2 separate regions of the Homo sapiens genome follow, and region 2 is linked to region 1. Evidence: chromatin loops called from intact Hi-C (ENCODE). Cell type or tissue: mammary epithelial cell. All regions are shown on one strand. Each heading gives the region's core, and the rest is flanking DNA. Links, peaks and the distances in the headings are about the cores only.

Region 1 (2,934 bases), core at 275-2,774:
AAAAAAATCACCAAACTTCTGAAATAGTGTAAGAAATTCTTAAGCAAACATCTAAGAAAAGCAGGACAGTAGGAAGAGATCCAGAACAACTTCAGATACAATAAATATTATATACAGAAGAAGCATGGCAGAGCAATGGGAAAAGGATTTAATTCCTAGTGCTTGACCGATGGATTAATCTCATAGAAAAATAAATAAGAGACTTATACCCCTATGCCAACTGAAAAATTAATTCCAGATGAATTAAAGACTTAAAAATAAAACTTGATAACTTTGGAAGAGAAGGTGGATCTTTATTATCTCCAGGAAAAAAAGGATTCAGTAAATAAGATACAAAAAGCAAAACTCAAAAGAAAATAAATTCTGCTATGTACATATTATAAATATCTGTTTATGAAAGAATCTATTATTATTACGAAAGAACTTGTTATCATTAAACCTAAAAAGGTCACAAATTGGGCAAAGATATTCTCTTTTTTTTTTGAGACGGAGTCTCCCTCTGTCGCCCAGGCTGGGGTGCAGTGGCGCCATCTCAGCTCACTGCAAGCTCCACCTCCCGGATTCATGCGATTCTCCTGCCTCAGCTTCCCAGTAGCTGGGACTACAGGCGCCCGCCACCACACCCAGCTAATTTTTTGTATTTTTAGTAGAGACGGGGTTTCATTGTGTTAACCAAGATGGTCTCGATCTCCTGACCTCGTGATCCACCCACCTCGGCCTCCCAAAGTGCTGGGATTACAGGCATGAGCCACCGTGCCCAGGCAAAAATATTTTCAATGCATGATCTCCGAAAGGGATTATTATCTAATATTTTGAAAGGACTTATATAAATCAATTTTAAAAAGTAACATGAAAATTGGCAAGAATATAAATAGGCAACACATTAAAAAAAATGAAAACAAATTAACAAATGACATGATGCTCAATTTTGTTAATAATGAACCAAAGGCAAATTAAAATCATGACATACACTCTTAAACCCAAAAGATTGGTAAATTTTAAGAAATGAAAAACATTTTGTGAGCATGTAGAACAATGGGGATTCATACTCTGTTGCTGACAATGTAAACTGGTTCAACCATTTTAGAAAACAATTTGGCATTTTCTCTTAAATTTGGAGATATGCATAAGGTATGGCTCAGGAATTTTACTCTTATTTTATGTCCCAGAGAAATGCTTGCAAGCATATCCAATATGACATGTACATAACACCAGTATTTGTTGTAATAATAACTGGAAACAGCTGCTGTCTATAGGTATAGCCATGCAATAGAATACTATACATAGCGAAATATAATTACACTGGCACACATCTACATGGGTGAGTTGGGAAAATGAAAAGTTGAGACATCAATACAGTTGCCAAAGAAGACAGGTAGAACTGTTCCTTTTCCATAAAAGTCAAAATTATATGAAGCATCACAATATCTGTGTTTGGGAAAGCATTCTTATGAGGCAAAACCATACCAAAAGCAAGTGATTCATAAATGTAAATTTCACAATAGTGGAAACTTAGCTGGGGAAGGATGGGAGTAGTAACAATGAGAGGCACAAGAAGGTGTTTGACACTATTAGTCATGCTCTATTGCTTAAGCTTTGTCGTTTACTTGATTAATTGGATTGTTAAAAAGTAAAAACCTCATCTCAATTAGGGAAAAGCATCTCACCACAACCTGCAGGGATTTGCTCAGCTCAGCCCTCTCCACCTCTGCAGTTTCACTTACCACCTCTCTAACATATATTTATCATTTTCCAAACACACTGGCCTTCTTTTAGTTCCTCAAAAACTCCAAATGTTTTCCCATCTCTGTGCTTTTTCTGCTATTCCTTCTGCCCAGAAAATTTAGTGAAGACTCAGGAAAACCTGTCCCTGGGAAGCATAAAAAGGCCCCTCAGAACAATGTGAAACTCAGGCAGTGAAGACCATGCTCTCAGTGTTTAACTATCATGCTCCATCCAAATCAAGGAGTGTGAAAACCAGGAGAAGTCATGAGTATCTGGTCCAGTGCAAATTGGAGCAAAGTAGCAGCACATGCCTCAAGTCATGTTTCCTAGAAGATTCCTGCAAGACTGATAACAGCAGAACTTAATACAGAAAAGCAAATTCCAATAAATAAATGAAATCCTACACTTCATTCCCCTGGATATTTGTTTCCTGCTTGGCTCCAAAGCTCAGGGTGCAGGTTTGGCCCCAGAGTCAGGTGGGTGGCTGACATTCAGCACTAGCATTAGCTGTGCTGCACAGCAGCCTGGGTCAGGACTGGGCAGACTCCTCCAGGAGAAGCACTGCAGGAATTAGGATGGAAAAGTTAAGCAAGCAAACAAACAAAAAAACAACTTTGGAGTCGTTTTACCTCTAGGTGTAACTAACTTTGTGACCATGAGCAAGTGAAAACAGGAAGTTTAGGAAGAAACTTGAGCGTGTACTAAATGCCACCTCATCCTAAATGCTTTACATGTTGCTAATTACTCACCACAATCAAAATTTAAAGTGGATTTCACTGCATTGTGTTTCAGATGGATGACTTCACCATAGACATTATGTCACTTTTCTGAGGTTAGGAAGTAGCCAATCTAGGATCCACCTGATTCCAAGTCTGATGCTCTGTTAGCACATCCAGCTGTTTTCTATCAGATCTCTGTGGGCTTCAGTCTCCTCATCTATCAAAACAAACAAACAAATATGGGATTGCAACAAATGATACCTTCTGCCTCTTTCATATTTTCAGTCCTAGCAATGGCAATGCTGGTATCAGCTCCGTATTCCTCAGCTCTTTGCCTATGGTAGGGAAGACTCATGAAGACATTCATCATGTCAAGACCTTGCAGATTTGCTTTTGGACTTCCAAACTATTGTCCTCAAAGGAATGTGAAGAATAATGACTTCTTCAAAAGCTGGAGTAAATTTATAACATCTTAGGGCCTTTCCTTCAA
Region 2 (2,934 bases), core at 153-2,652, 74 kb before region 1:
ACAGTTAATGAGATGTTATATTTTACATAGTTAGAAAGAAACTTAAAAGCATGATTATCACTGTTGTCAAGAATGAAATAAAAGAGACATTCTTGAAAATCTTTAGTTTATATACAAATTTCTATAGCCATTTCAGAGAGGAATTATCCTAAGGGAATAATTAGCGATGTTAGAAGTCTAACACATAAGGACATTCATGATTGTATTATTTATTTTTACCAAAAATAACTAAACAAAAGCAACCTTAATAACTCCAAATATGGTACACGCCCAACAAACTTTGGTACATCCGTTTGATTGAAAATTATGTAGCCACTAAACAATTATAGTTTCAAAGCATTTAATTATATGAGAAAATGCTCATGATATATCAAGTCAAAACAATGTACACAATTCCAATTATTTTCTATGTGGACACCCACATCGCCCCCACATGCGTATGCACTAAATCATATTTATAAAAACACTCACAGATGAACTGCTTATGTTAAAATATTTATGATGATTTTCTCTAGTTAATATTATTACAAAAATTTCTATTTTCTTCTGAAGGTTTTAAAATTTTTCCCAATTTTCTATAGTAAATCTATTTACTTTTATAAGAAGGAGCTAGGTTATTAAAATAAAACCATAAGTTTTAAATTGAAAGTATTGCATTGATTTTTCCAATTGAATAATAAATATTAAATCAACAAACATTCATTGAACAGCTACTATATCCCTAGCACAATTCTAGGCACAACAGGCACAAAGAAAATTTCTCTCCTTTAGAACCTTACATCCTGCTTAGCAAACACACAAAAACACCTCCCCAAGACTGATGCCAAAAAGAGTGTGTTTGGGGAGCTCAAAGTAACTAAATGGAGGATCATAAGCCTCATGTTCTTATGACTCAACTAACACAAAATGCATTCTCTATCTATGTAAATGTTGGTCAGCTGTAGACACCTCATAGGTAAGCCACAAATTTATGTCAGAATGGTCAGGTACCTGATGGCATAACAGAAGATATGCATAGCTTAAATCCAGGCTTATTATCTTTCCCAAAACTCAGATGCTGTAATTCTGGTTCTCCAAAACTTGGTATTTCAAGTGTCTGTATCTTTATAGAAGATTCATTACTTTTCTGCCCCACAGTTTATGCAAATTCATTAGTAGTGTTGGATCCACAAAGACATGCCTATTTATAGCCAATGGGGTAAGAGATTTATTCTATCGGTTCTGTCATTTAAACAAATTCAGTCATATCCACATTCTTTCACTCATCTGCGATTCTAAATTTCTGGAGGACGGAGACCCTACAAGCTACTCTGGAATCTCTATAGACACTAACTTAATCACATAAATTATTAATAAATACACAAATGCTTCGGGATGATTAACACTGGGTTATTCAGTAGGTAGGAAACTGTGCACATTATCTGATTAACGACTTACCTGGGGTGGTGTATAAATATCCTCTTACAAACATGTCTATACAAGTTTTGCTTGCTGTGATGAAAATCATGTTTCCAGACTATTTACACAAAATTAAGCTGACACTGCCAAAAAAAAGTGAGTTACTCTTAGTTGTGAGAATGTATATCCTTTTATAGCAGCTTATGCTACTGGGGTGGGGCAGGACAAATAATGATCATATTCAAGGAAGAAGAATATTTTCAGGGCTAGATTATTTCTACATAAAATTTTATATTGAATATGTGAAGAAATGGCTTAAAGTAAACCCCATATTTAATTTGTGCTATATTTTCCCTTCATGAGAAAAAAGATTTTGGCTATTCTAGCACATTCACCATTTTGCTTAATCAAGACACATGTCCAGTTATTAGGATAACTAAGAAATGTTCCAAAATCTGCATAGAGTTCAGAAGAAAATTATCATATTACTTCCTAAAACCAGCATTTTTAAACTTCCACAAGCATCATAATACTCTGTAGAGCTTTTACAAACAATTTCCTGGGCCCCATTCTCAGCAATTATAGTTTTAGTAGATTTGGCTTGAACCAAGAATTGCTATTAAAACAAAACAAAAACAAAGAAAACTTACAAGCATAATTCTGATAGGCCCTAAAGGCAGAGAACCACCATCTAAAGATATATTAATAACTCCTCAATAATTTTTATAATCACGTCAGGAAATTAATTGAGCATGGGCAACAGGGCAAGTCCCTGTCTGTACAAAAAAAAATTAAGAATTAGCTGAGTGCGGTGGTGCGCACCTATGGTCCCAGGTACTCCGGAGGCTGAAGTGAGGAGGATCACTTAGACCCAGGAGATTGATGATGCAGTGAGCCATGATTGCACAACTGAACTCCAGCCTGGGTGACAGAGTGAGACCCTGTTCCAAAAACAAAACAAAGCAACAGAAAACCCAGAAAATTAACTGTTCATATAACAGAGTTTTTCATAACCTAGATCTATCAACTCAATTCAATTCTGCCAGTATTTATGAAGTATCTATTATGTACAAGTCACTTTGCTTTAATTGGGGGAATACGAAGATGTGCTAAAAAATAAAACAAACAAGCCTATTACACAATTACATAAATAATTAAACTTCAAAGGAGAACCTATAGAATCTACAAGATATGGAAAAGATGCTATCCTCATAGCATCTTTTGAAGTTTGAAAGGGGGAGAGGTCTTATTAATCTTATAAAATTATGAAAATCATATTAAATAAAGAGTTTTTGAGATAGACATTGAGAGATTGATGGGATGCGACAAGCCGAACTGCAGAGCAGGACAGGGCAGGGCACTACTGAAGTAGGGAACAGAAAATTATGGGGCAAATTATTGGAGTTTAAATAGAAAAGATAAAGTGAGAAAGTTCTTTTGGAAAATTAATTCTATAGGCAACAAACCAGTCTAACGAAAAGAAAATAATTCCCTCACAACCATAGTACTTAATAAAAACTCATTTTCAAAGAAAGC

What was found. A loop is a pair of places that touch in the nucleus more often than their neighbours do. Peaks named below come from ENCODE experiments on the same cell type or tissue, not always from the same donor. Only the 100,000 strongest peaks of a DNase experiment are listed, where the experiment ranks them.
Region 2: it touches region 1 in a loop (2.1-fold over the local background); 2 of 110 quality-filtered maps call a loop at or near these places.

Annotation. Positions count from the first base shown.
Region 1 is chr7:42,670,311-42,673,244 of GRCh38, forward strand. LINC01448 (long intergenic non-protein coding RNA 1448) reads right to left here. Exons shown (of 3, transcript NR_110833.1): 2 at 2,475-2,661. Among named protein-coding and RNA genes, the nearest start is that of LINC01448, 35 kb to the right of the region's middle. In mammary epithelial cell, for the core only: no CTCF peak of the experiment used is centred there; DNase peaks (open chromatin) are centred at 1,511 and 2,421; H3K27ac peaks cover 1,616 bases.
Region 2 is chr7:42,596,011-42,598,944 of GRCh38, forward strand. It overlaps LOC105375251 (a long non-coding RNA gene), which reads right to left and starts at 2,339. Exons shown (of 4, transcript XR_927206.3): 1 at 2,221-2,339; 2 at 1,438-1,541. In mammary epithelial cell, for the core only: no CTCF peak of the experiment used is centred there; DNase peaks (open chromatin) are centred at 931 and 1,481.